Linked DNA regions of Homo sapiens: regions 1 and 3 are each linked to region 2. A link is an interaction called in ENCODE POLR2A ChIA-PET data of the cell type or tissue named here. Cell type or tissue: CD4-positive, alpha-beta T cell. All regions are shown on one strand.

Evidence for each region. ChIA-PET counts read pairs that join two places held together with the same protein. Peaks named below come from ENCODE experiments on the same cell type or tissue, not always from the same donor. Only the 100,000 strongest peaks of a DNase experiment are listed, where the experiment ranks them.
Region 1: POLR2A ChIA-PET joins it to region 2 with 12 read pairs; 7 of 35 experiments call an interaction of 5 or more read pairs at or near these places.
Region 3: POLR2A ChIA-PET joins it to region 2 with 10 read pairs; 4 of 35 experiments call an interaction of 5 or more read pairs at or near these places.

What each region holds. Positions count from the first base shown.
Region 1 is chr10:24,950,787-24,954,786 of GRCh38, reverse strand. PRTFDC1 (phosphoribosyl transferase domain containing 1) reads left to right here and starts at 2,181. Exons shown (of 9, transcript NM_020200.7): 1 at 2,181-2,259. The coding sequence starts at 2,212. It also overlaps a transcript of THNSL1 not described here. RefSeq lists a silencer at 1,831-2,020. In CD4-positive, alpha-beta T cell, a CTCF peak has its summit at 1,885 (motif pointing right); DNase peaks (open chromatin) are centred at 1,906 and 2,286; H3K4me3 peaks cover 1,411 bases.
Region 2 is chr10:24,620,781-24,624,780 of GRCh38, reverse strand. ARHGAP21 (Rho GTPase activating protein 21) reads left to right here. Exons shown (of 26, transcript NM_020824.4): 8 at 2,019-2,048; 9 at 3,412-4,000. Among named protein-coding and RNA genes, the nearest start is that of ARHGAP21, 100 kb to the left of the region's middle. In CD4-positive, alpha-beta T cell, no CTCF peak of the experiment used is centred here; DNase peaks (open chromatin) are centred at 1,630 and 2,440; H3K4me3 peaks cover 1,247 bases; H3K27ac peaks cover 1,840 bases.
Region 3 is chr10:24,882,581-24,886,580 of GRCh38, reverse strand. All of the region lies in intron 3 of PRTFDC1 (phosphoribosyl transferase domain containing 1), which reads left to right. Among named protein-coding and RNA genes, the nearest start is that of PRTFDC1, 68 kb to the left of the region's middle. In CD4-positive, alpha-beta T cell, no CTCF peak of the experiment used is centred here; no DNase peak of the experiment used is centred here; H3K4me3 peaks cover 77 bases; H3K27ac peaks cover 1,476 bases.

The DNA of each region.
Region 1 (4,000 bases), 330 kb before region 2:
CGAAGTGTAATCAGACCGCACAAAGTATTATCAAAATATACAAAGATAATAAAATGAATTAGATTTTTAAAAACTATTTACTCATCATTCTGTGCCCTTTATAGGATGACCTATATAAGTCTATGTAGGATGTTCTTGAGCACACATTCATAAGATTCCTGTTGTCTTTCAAGCAAGTTACATTTTTCACTGTGAACTTGTTGGATTTTACGTTTAAACTAATAGCCTTTCTAAGGGAAGAAGATTTATCTACCATTTCCCTTACATCTTCCGCAGTGTCTAGGCTGGAACCAAAGTTGATGCTTTTTGACTTCTGTATGGCAACTACTCCTGTGACATATTTTGAAGTTCCTGGTACCCCCCAATCTGGCCCTGCACCCACACTGAGCCTCATGGCTAAGTTTTGATATCCAAGCAGTAAGATGGTCTAGTGGAATCCCCTAAAGCATGGGTCATGAGCCACCCACATCACACCCATCTGGTGTCTCTCAGCAGGTACAGGATTCTAGGTGCTTCCACAGATCTTCCCCACCCAGTGAAGCTGCATTAACCAGCTCCCCAGGAGAGTCTTGTGAACTCTAAAGTTTGATCATCATCCTAATGATAGCACTTTTCTGCTCCTGGAAATTTTAATGATGTTGCTTGTGAATATGGTTCCTGGGCCTGGTCTTTGAAAATGAAAATAAAAGATGGTGCTTGACTTTGGGGAAAAGAAGTGAGATGCAGACTACAAAAATGGCTCAAAACAACGCCCTCTCACAATTACTAGGAGAAAATGTTTACCCGTGTGCTGAGAAACAACACCCCCCATTTCTGTAAGGCAGTTGCCAAGCAGATGCCTGATTTCAGGGATCTCTGGAGCTGCACCCTCCAAGGCGCTGGCGCTTAGAAACGACATGAAGAGCCAGCCCTGCTGAGCAGGACCAGGGCGCCAAGTCTGAATGACTAATATTTTTCCAACCTAGAACGTCATTAACCGATTGATAACTATTTCCCCTTTAAACTAGGCAAAATCAGCATTCCTCTCCCCTCTGTGTGCCAGAATTCGAAGATGAACAAAAGACGCCTGCATCAGGAAAACTGTGTTAAGTTCTCTTGGATTCAGGGCTTCGACCCGAATTGGGCTGAGTGAATGAAGACGCTGGTGAGATGTCAGGGACCTGGGGAATGAAGACACACCCAGAAAAAGCAGGAACCTACAGGAGTGGACAAAGAACCGGAGCATAGGCATGTGAGAGGGGTTGAAATGAACAACAGACTCATACAAGAAGGATTTCTAATCAGAAAAGAGCGATTGCTTTAGTAAAGCTGCAACCTGGAACAATTACAATCTGACCAGATGTTCTTGCAAAACTGGTAAAGCAGAGAATGTGTAAAAATCTCTCCCCCTCCTCCCCTGAATGCAGTTGACGAAAGGCCGAAAGGCTGGATCCTCAAAGCCCAGATCTGATCACTGCAGATCCGGGCCACCCTAAAAGCAATCGGGTGTAATCTTTCCAGCTCCAGGCCCTGGGATGAGGGAGGTGGGGGAAGGTGGAGAAAGGTGGAGGAAGATGGAGGGAGGTGAGGGGAGGTGGAGGGAGGTGAGGGGAGGTGGAGGGAGATGAGCGGAGGTGGAGAGAGGTGGGTGGCGGCTCCAAGGTTTGAAAACACATCCAGGACACTTCCCATCCTCCAAGAGCACGCTGGCTCACAGGCTCTTTCACGCTTCTGCTTGGGACAATCGCGTGCATGAAATCTGGCAGGGAGGAGTCAAGGAGATTGTTAGCCCGAGGGCTGGGACGGTGGATCTGGGAATCAGGGGCCTGGGGGACACGTTCTCTTCCTGCCGCGGGCTTCCTGCTCCAGAGTCCCCGCGGGGCTTGGCGGCGGGGCCGGGGGCTGCACGCGACCATCCGGCAGGGGGCGGCGGCGACAGCGGCGGCCGCAAGGGACGCGTCCGGGGCCCGCGCTCAGGGGGAGCGGTAGCGGCTTGGCAGCTGCTCCCCGCGCCCCCGCGGCCTAGCCAGGGGAGGGGGCGCAGCGCCGGGGCCATGGATCCGCGTCAGGCCGCTGCTTCCCGCCGGCGGGCCCGGGGCGGGGCGGACCCGTCCCCGTCCCCGTCCCCGTCCCCGTCCCCGTCCCCATCCCCACGTCCCATCCCCCACGCAGCCTTCGCCCTCCCTGCTCCTTCCCGCGCCGTCTTCCCTTCCCGCGTTCCCCGGGAGAAACATGGCCGGGAGCAGCGAGGAGGCGCCAGACTACGGGCGAGGCGTCGTGGTAAATGCAAACTCCCTATTTTGGGGCTCGGCCCGCTCCCCTCCCTCCCTGGCACCCTGCTTGTAGATTAAATGCTTGCCGTGCGTCGGGGGAGAGAGAGGGCCACCGCTTTGTTCTCCCTCCCGGCGGGGATCGCTTCCATCCTCGGACCCGGGCCTCCTCTCCCCGCCCCCAATCTGACGAAACTCTGAGTCCCGTCCCTTCACCCCGAGTTCCCAGCGTCCCCCCGTGTCCTCCGGCCGGTAGCTCGCTCCTGCAGCGTCCCGCCGGCGCCCAGCCGTCCCCATCCCCGCGAGCCACGGGGAGTCGCTTCTGCGAGCCCGGCAGGGCCCCAGAGACCCCCGCGTGCTGCTCTGGAGGCCTCCTTCTTCCTGGGTCTCCTCTTGACTCCTCCAGGGCGGGCTTCAAGTTTTGTTTTTAAAAAGCACACTGAGGGGTTTTGAAGGCAGCTAGGAAATAAAGTAGCTCAAGTGGACAGAGCTTGAGATTTGAAGCCTTTGGTACCCAGGTTGGGGGCTCTCTGGCAGTGGAGGCCTCTGCAGGAGCTCTAGGACACGCTGGCGGCTCCTGAGTGACCTATGGCTTGTCTGTAAAAGGGAGCAACAGCAAGCTGGGCTCTGGAGCCAATTGGGAGGATGCATGTAAAATATCTAGCAGTGTGTCCGGATGGGAGGGTGTGGGGTGCTGGTTTCCCAGAACTGAGCCTCATTAACCCTGAGAATCCTGACGGTGTCAGCCAGAGGGTACCCATCTCTCAGTGTGCTAGGATCCAACCCGTTCTTGACCTTGTGGCCACGTCCTCCCTGCTCCCTGAGAAGTGGTTTTCCTAGAAGGTGGTGGTTATAACTTGTGTCAGGTTCAGTGTGAAACTCAATGGTGGTGAGGATGGTGGGTGGGGCTAACTTGCCATCTCTTTCCAGGGATCAGCTTGTCATTCACAGATAATCTGTTTATGAATATGAATGGCCTGAACTAAAGTAAGTGGGCTGGGGAGGGAAACGTGTCACATTCAGACAGAAGGGTCAGGTTGAAATGTGGGGCTCAGTGCTTAATTTAACAGCAGGACCTTTCCTTCTGAAAGGATGAGGAGTTGATTTATTCATTCCACACGTTTATTGTCCTGCTGGGTTGTAGGAGGTGCTGTAGGCTCTGGGGTGCAAAAGACAAAGGCCTTGTCTTCATGAGCTTGCGTTCTAGAGAAGACATAGGCAAGCAGTGTGTAAACAAATAGAGAAAATTTCAAATAGAGATATGTGCAATAGGAGGAGGGTAACAGGATAGAGGGTAATTGGAGGAGAAGGGGGGAGTGATGCTTTTGCTCAGGTGGTCAGGGCAGCCTCTCTGCGGTGACCTTTGAGCCAAGATCTGAAGGGTACACAGGAGTAGCCATGTGGACTGCAGGCAGAGACCCGCATACCAAATGCAAAAGAATCATTGTATCCGATTTATGCTTTTACAAAAACCATTCCAGTTGCCCCAGGAGGAGGGGCAAGCCTAGCGGTGTGATGGATGGGAGGGGGACTAAAACGCAAAAAGGGCAATCATTAAGTTCATTCTGGACAAATTGAGTTTGTAGTGCCTGTAAGGCCCACAGGTTGGCCTGCACTGTAGGCAATTTGAAATTCACATTTGGAATTCTGGAGAGTGATTGGAGAGATTTGGAAGTCATCAGCAAAAAGAATAATATGTAATGTTCGGGAGTGCTCAGTGAATATGGAAAAAACAATTAAAGCAACTGTTA
Region 2 (4,000 bases):
GTAAAGTATCCATTTGGGCTTAAAGCCTAACTAAAATTCAAAATTGTTAATACTGAATATGTAATTCTTATGACATTGGTTTCAAAAATAATATTCCTCCCCAAATTTGAATAAAGGAGATAGCTTTAAAATATTAGTTCTACCCGGGCTCGGTGGTTCACACCTGTAATCCTGGCACTTTGGGAGTCCGAGGCAGGTGGATCACTTGAGGTCAGGAGTTCGAGACCAACCTGGCGAACATAGTGAAACCCCACCTCCATTAAAAATACAAAAATTAGCTGAGCATGGTGGCTCATGCCTGTAATCCCAGCTACTCAGGAGGCTGAGGCAGGAGAATTGCTTGAACCTGGGAGGCACAGGTTGCAGTGAGCCAAGATTGCGCCACTGCACTCCAGCCTGGGCAACAGAGTGAGACTCGGTCTCAAAAAAAAAAAAAAAAAAAAGTTCTAGAACAGCATTTCCCAGGCAGATATTCTAATTATTTTAAAATCTCTGGGGAAAAAAATGGGTTCCCTGGCGAGTAAGTTTGTACTTTTGAGTTTCACAATGTACATTTTGTGAAAAATGTTCTTGAATGAATTCATATTTTATCTCAACCATATCTGCTTACATTAGATAATAGTACTGCATGTGTGAGATGTTCACTGTTAATGCCTGCATTTGTATGGATTTCAGGGCCCCTTGTGATAACTTAACTCAGAAGTGGGGACCTGTGACTGTAATGTAGACTATTTAGCATTTAGAATTGCCATACAGGAATATTAGAGATGTCTGAAGTATGTAAAATATTCTCAAGTTTTAATAGTTCCAGCCGTATACTTCTATTACTAAACAGTAATATTTCTTCCCAAATTTGAATAAAGGAGTCATCTTTAAAATATTAGTTCTAGAATAGCATTACCCAAGTAGATATTCTAATTATGTTAAAACCTCTGGGAAAAAAATGGCCTCCATGGTGAATAAGTTTATATTTTCCTTTCGAATTTCACAATGTACATTAGTGTCGTCGTGGTTTTGAGAAATCAAAAAGCTTGCCAAGTGGCCCTACATCATTGACCATAGGGACCTCCTCTCCCCCATCCTCCTTTTCAGGTGGTATATAATAAAACTACACAAGGATGTTGTGGGAAATGCTGTACCAGACAGTACAGTATTCTCTCATCCAGACACAATTTTCCTATTGCAGAAAAGTATTGGTATGATTCTAATCAGCATGGAAAAGATAGACTTGGTGTGTCAATGCACACACCCAAAATGCATGTTGGGATTAACTGTATTCATGCCATAAAAATACTATGTAGACATATTTTATTTTATATGGCTAGCTTTAATTTGTCACTGCATTCTAGTCTCTGTTCTATAATATTTATTATAGGTTAACAAGAATTACTCTGGAAGTAATATTTTTATGTCTATCCAGTAGTTATTTTTGCAAACTAATACAATAGTACAAAAGGCACAGTGTTGAAAGATCTTAATTTTTGAGTGAAACTTACTTAAAAGAAGTCATTTTCCCCCCTGAATCTTAGTGTAAAGGCAGCTGCAGTCTGCTGACAGCTTGTGGTTATGCTCTGATTTACTGGGGAAGGAGGAGGTTGTACTATTTTAAATGCATAATAGAGCATTCGTTTCGTCATCTGGAAGCAGAGATGGAAGAAGCTGGGGGGAAATGAGAGACATCACTGTTGCTTTCGTGGAGGGAAGCTTTGTAGCATGTTATCAGACAGCAGTGCATATTGAAGAAAATATCTGTTAGGAATGCATGTCACCAGATGTATTTTGCTTTCAAGAATGGTAGACACATCAAACAAGAATCAGATAAAAGCCTGAGAAAAAGATGTTCAGAAGAATACTGGAGTTATTCTTTATGCTTCACTGCCCTTTACCTCTCTTGGTACCTTCCAGAGAAACAAGTATAGATGTATTTTTAGCTTGCCGTTTCCAGCATCAATATGACAACATGATTTTGTCTTTATATCAGTAAGCAGCTTCTACTATGTTTTCCTATTTTCTGCTAGCTACAGTTTACAAAGGATGTCACAGCACTGGTAAGAAATGCACAGTAGCCATTTCCTTGCTTTTTAAGTCATGTTTTGTAGAGATTTGTAATAAGCCAATCTATTAAAAACTGTTCACTTTTGCTTAGAGAAATCCCTCTATCGTGTTAATCTTACTAATTTGCAGAATACGTTTGTGATAGATGGTTTGCCATCCTTATTTTTTATTTTTATGTTTGGTTTTCTTTTGTATCCTGTACATAACTGATGCTACAGCGTAATATTTATCTGCATCAGTATATATATATATATATATATATATATATATATATATATATATATATATATATGTTTTTTAAGTATCTCACCCTCTTCCTGTCACTACTACTTTGCTGTTACGTTTGTGGCTGCACTTGAGCTTTGCAAGCTGTCGAATGCAAAGAGCAGGATGTGATGATAGTCTTGAGTTAAGCTTGTTTTGATTAGGGGAAGATGTGTTACCACATCTGTCTCAGATGCTGAACATAGTCCCTGTGTTGCACTGATGAGCTCTGTTTTGTAAAGTCTCTATAGTTGATTTCTGTTATTCTTAAGGCTTTAAAAATATTGCTGAATAATTTTACAAATAGTTGATAAAAAACTATTTAGGCTGCATGCCTGCCTGTTAGTAATAGAGAAATGTCTCCTTATAATAAGTAAAGGAGACCAAATAAATTTGTATGATATACTTTTGCATTAGCTTAAAATAAAAATATAAATTATATACAGAACGATGAGTTACCTTTTTTCATGTTTTTCTGCCTTTATTATATGTGCTTTATTTCTTAAACTTGCATATTATCTTACTTTAAATATTAAAATACTTAGCATGGCTGCTGAAGGTCTTAATTTGTCAAAATGGATTATTCTTAGGGACTCTGTAATGGTTAATTGACAAGATGCTTCAAATAAATTAGACTTAATTTATTATAGTAGTAGTACTTAAAATGCATTTAAGATTTTTAATATTTTCACCTTTTCTCTGGCAAAATACATGAATCTTCCTTTGCTGGGATTTATTTGGCAGCCATTTAACCTGTCAACTGCTGAAACTCAGAAGGCTTGAATGGGGAGAATTTTAGAAGTAATGTGGGTACATCTAATTGGTTGGGTAGAAATTTGATGAGTTTCACATGTTTTGAGCAAAGAGGTGATTGTAATTTGTATGTGTTGCAGATTCTACAGTTTATTTGATTTCTGAGAGACTAGCTCTTTCTAGATTTGTAGAGTACCCTTATGTTGTGTTTGCATGCATGCTATAGTGAATGTCACTCAGGAACGAGGTAGGACATAGATAAAATAGTGCACTGTAAAAATGGAAATTATTATTCTTTTTATGAATTTCCAGTGACACCTTCCTCTCATTTCTATACAGGCATATTCTCAAGATGCCTACCTGAAAGGCAACGAAGCTTATAGCGGCAATGCCCGCAATATACCTGAACCTCCACCAATCTGCTATCCCTGGCTGCCATCTGCCCCATCAGCCATGGCACAGCCAGTTGAAATATCTCCTCCTGACTCATCATTGAGCAAACAGCAAACCAGTACACCAGTACTGACACAACCTGGTAGGGCCTATAGAATGGAAATACAAGTGCCTCCATCACCAACAGATGTTGCAAAATCAAACACAGCAGTGTGTGTTTGCAATGAAAGTGTAAGGACTGTCATTGTGCCTTCTGAGAAGGTTGTAGATTTGTTATCCAATAGAAACAACCATACAGGTCCTTCACATAGAACTGAAGAAGTGAGGTATGGCGTGAGTGAGCAGACCTCTTTAAAAACAGTGTCAAGAACCACATCACCACCATTATCAATTCCCACCACTCATCTAATTCATCAGCCTGCAGGCTCCAGATCACTGGAACCTTCTGGAATTTTACTTAAGTCTGGAAATTACAGTGGACATTCTGATGGAATCTCAAGCAGCAGATCTCAAGCTGTGGAGGCTCCCTCTGTAT
Region 3 (4,000 bases), 260 kb before region 2:
ACATACAGAATCACAATCTGCACAAGTGATCCATGCACAGTGGAACACACTAGAGTGCAGGTCACACTGAAAGGCAGATTGTGATCAGGCCAATACGGAAGCTGCCGAACCTGTTGGTCAGGTGGAGGCTTTGGAGCAAGATGGGGTCGTATGTGAAATCTCCAGCCTGGCTCCAGCAACATCACTTCCCAGCTGTGGGAACTTGGGCAAAGTTACTTAACCAGGTTACTTAAATTGGGGTGATAACAGTACCTGTTCCTTGTCTCATAATATTTAAAATAGACTTCATTTTTTCAGAGTAGTTTTAGCTTCACAGCAAAGCTGTCTGGGAGGTACAGGATTTCTCATATAGCCCCACATAGACTCCCCGCTTATCAACATCCCCTGCCAGAGTTGAACATTTGTTACAATAAAACCTACATTAACACATCATTATCACCCAAAGTTCGTAGTTTGCATTAGGGTTCACTCTTGGTGATGTATATTCTATGAGTTTAGATCTGTATGATGATATCAATCCACTGGAGTAGTATCATACAAGATAGTTTCACTGCCCTGAAAATCCTGTGTTTTTCCTCTTTCTCCCTGCCTCCCACCTAACCCCTGTTGACCACTGATCTTTTTACTGTCTCCACAGTTTTGCCTTTTCTAGAACGTCATTTAGTTGGAATCTTACAGTGTGTGGCCTTTCAGAATGGCTTCTTTCACTTAGTAATATGCATTTAAGTTTTCTTCATGTCTTTTTATGGCTTGATAGCTCTTATTTGCACTGAATAGTAATACGTTGCATAGATGCATCATAGCTCATTCATCCATTCACCTACTGAAGGACCTCTGGGTTGTTTCCATAGTTTAGCAATTACAAATAAAGCTGCTGGCCAGGTGCGGTGGCTCATGCCTGTAATCCCAGCACTTGGGAAGCCGAGGCAGGCAGATCACTTGAGGTCAGGAGTTTGAGACCAGCTTGGCCAATGTGGTGAAACCTCATCTCTACCAAAAGTAAAAAAATTAGCCTGGCATGATGGCGCACATCTGTAATCCCAGCTATTCAGGAGGCTGAGGCAGGAGAATCACTTGAACCTGGGAGGCGGAGGTTGCTGTGAGCCAAGGTCATGCCACTGCACTCCATCCTGGGCAACAGAGCAAGACTCTGCCTCAAAATAAATCAAGCTGCTAGAAACATCTAGGTAACTTTTTGCAGACATAAGTTTTCAACTCATTTGGATAAATATTAAGGAGTGTGATTGCTGGATCCTGCCTCATAGGACTGTGTTAGGATTCATGTAAGTAATGTGCTTACTAATGTGCCAGGCACTTGGTAAATTTAAATGCTCAGTAAATGATTCTGAGAGTCAGGCTTGCCCCTAACATTTATGGGTCCCAGGACGAGAATACAAAGGCAGATCCACATACCCTTTGCTGAAATAGTTAAGGTTTTGAAACTTGATAGCTTTGTTCATGGCCAAGCTCAGGTTTTCACTTGACCTGGAGATTGACTAAAGGAGCCAGGCTCATCCCTCCAGGCTGCAAGCCCAGGCAGACATGGTATCTGCTGGGCAAGGCTGGGCATGAGTTGAAGACAGGGCCCCCAGGTGGGGACAGGACCCTCCTGCACCCTGGATGGGACTGATCCAGGAAGCTCTTAATAGCACTGAGAGTCCTGGGTCCTTCTCCTCCATGTCCCTCTTTTCCAACTCAGATGCCTCCAAGACTATACCTTCTGAGCCAGGGGCTGAAGGGAGCATCATTATCTGGGGAGGCCGTCCTGCTGAGACCCCTACCCTGGTTGATTTAGGATGGCCAATATCCCTTTCTCTTTGCCTGTTTCCCCAGGTAGGCTGTTCTTTTCTCCACCACTGCCCCTAACTCTACCCTGCAAAGAGGAGGGCAGGCCTACTTCAGCATACATGTCCTCTTGAATAATTCCATTAGCTCAATCTGTTACAGAACTTTCTAAAGAAAATCTTCTTCATAAGACCAAAAAGAAAAACAGCAACAATAAATGTCTTAGTGTTTTGGTATTTGTGATATGCAGGGCTCCTCTTGCCTGGCTCTGCGGGTGGCTCTGCCCATTGTTATGACAAAACCAGACTTTTGCAGGCATGGGAATCTTCAGAAATATTTTGAGCTGAGAAGTGACACACAGAGCTCAACTTTTTGGGCCCAAATACGGTAGCATGGACATGAAGATAGATTCAGTCAAATGCTGGAAGGTGGGTGAGTATTCTAGAAGTTTCCATGGCTCCATGGCACAGAATCTGCTGCCACTTCTCTCCCTGGGCCCTTCCTCAACACCATGTCATCCTCCTGGCAATCTTAAAACAGTTTCATGAGAGCTGGTTTAAGATGTTGTTACTTTTGAAAAATCATTTTCATTTAATTATTTAAGTGATAATTCTAAATCTTCCTTTTTTTTTTTTAAACAATTGTGTGGAGAAAATCGTCTCTTGGCCGGGCACTGTGGCTCACACCTGAAATCCCAGCACTTTGGGAGGCCGAGGCAGGTGGATCACCTGAGGTCAGGAGTTCTAAAGTAGCCTGGCCAATATGGCAAACCCTGTCTCTACTAAAATATAAAAATATACAAAAATTATCCAGGCATGATGGTGCATGACTGTAGTCCCAGCTACTCAGGAGGCTGAGGCTGAGAATCGCTTGAACCCAGATGACAAAGGTTGCAGTGAGCCAAGATCACGCCACTGCACTCCAGCCTGGGTAACACAGTGAGATTCTGTCTTATAAAAAAAAAAAAAAAAAAAAAAGGTCTCTTAAGAAATGATCACCGCTAGGATATCATCAACTACATTTTAAAACATAAACTTTGCTGGAGTCTTTGGGGAGTCTTTGGGGTCATTCAGATGTGTCAAGAGGCTCCATGTGTTTGTCCCTCTGCCTCATGATTTAAAAACATAATTTAAATCAAAACAAGAAGTCCATACCAAGGTTCAAAACAGAAGGATATCCTGCTTCAAGGTTTCAAACAAAGTTCATGTAAAGCAATGCGGCTGAATCTGTTTTTAAACTGAGTTTCCTCTTTTCCTGGGGTCATCTATAACTAAACTGAAATAAAGATCCATTCCCTTCTCCCCTCCCCTTTTTCCTTTTTCGTGGTGGCCTTTCTTTCTTCCCACTAGCCTGTAGCTTCTTCCCATTATTGTGTCCCTCCTTCTGACCCACCCTCCCTTTATTTCTCATAAAGAAAAGCGCCTTTCTCTGTGCAGTGGGGATTAGCTAACCAGGACCCCTTTTGGAAACTGGGTGGAGTAGAATACCAATCACAATACAGTGATTAATCATTGTCATTAAACAGAAAGCCATTTTGTCTTAGAAGAAAGTCACATCATGTTTGGAGAGTTAAGCACACCAAAGTCAGGAAATGCAAGATGGATGTGTACTTTCAAATGAGCTAAATTGTATAGATGAACATATATATATAATATTTATGTTATATTATATTATTTATAATTATAATACATTTATATTTATATTCTATGTGTTTATATATAAATATTGGTATATATAAATTATGTATATATGTTTATATATAAACATATTTGTATATATGTAATTACATATATATAGATACAATTTTTTTCCTGGCTAAAATTGCTAGTTTCACTTGAAAACTGTATCCTTTACTCATTATCCAATGAACTACTGGTATTAAAATATCAAGAATTCATATTTTTATATTTTCGGTGTTCAGAATTCACATGGCCTTTTGCATTTAGATTTTTTTTTACTTTTTTTATTTGTTTTTTTAACATTTTGAGGATGTGGGGCATGGTGGCACACACCTGTAGTCCCAGCTACTTGGGAGGCTGAGGTGGGAGGATCACTTGAGCCCAGGAGTCCAAGACCAGCCTGGAAAACATAATGAGACCCCATCTCTAAAAAAATAAATAAAAATAAAAAGTATATATTAAGGAGGCTTTTCAGGAACTGAGATAATAAAATAATAGTAATAAGAATAAAGAAATGTAGTTTGGGTGGGAATCAC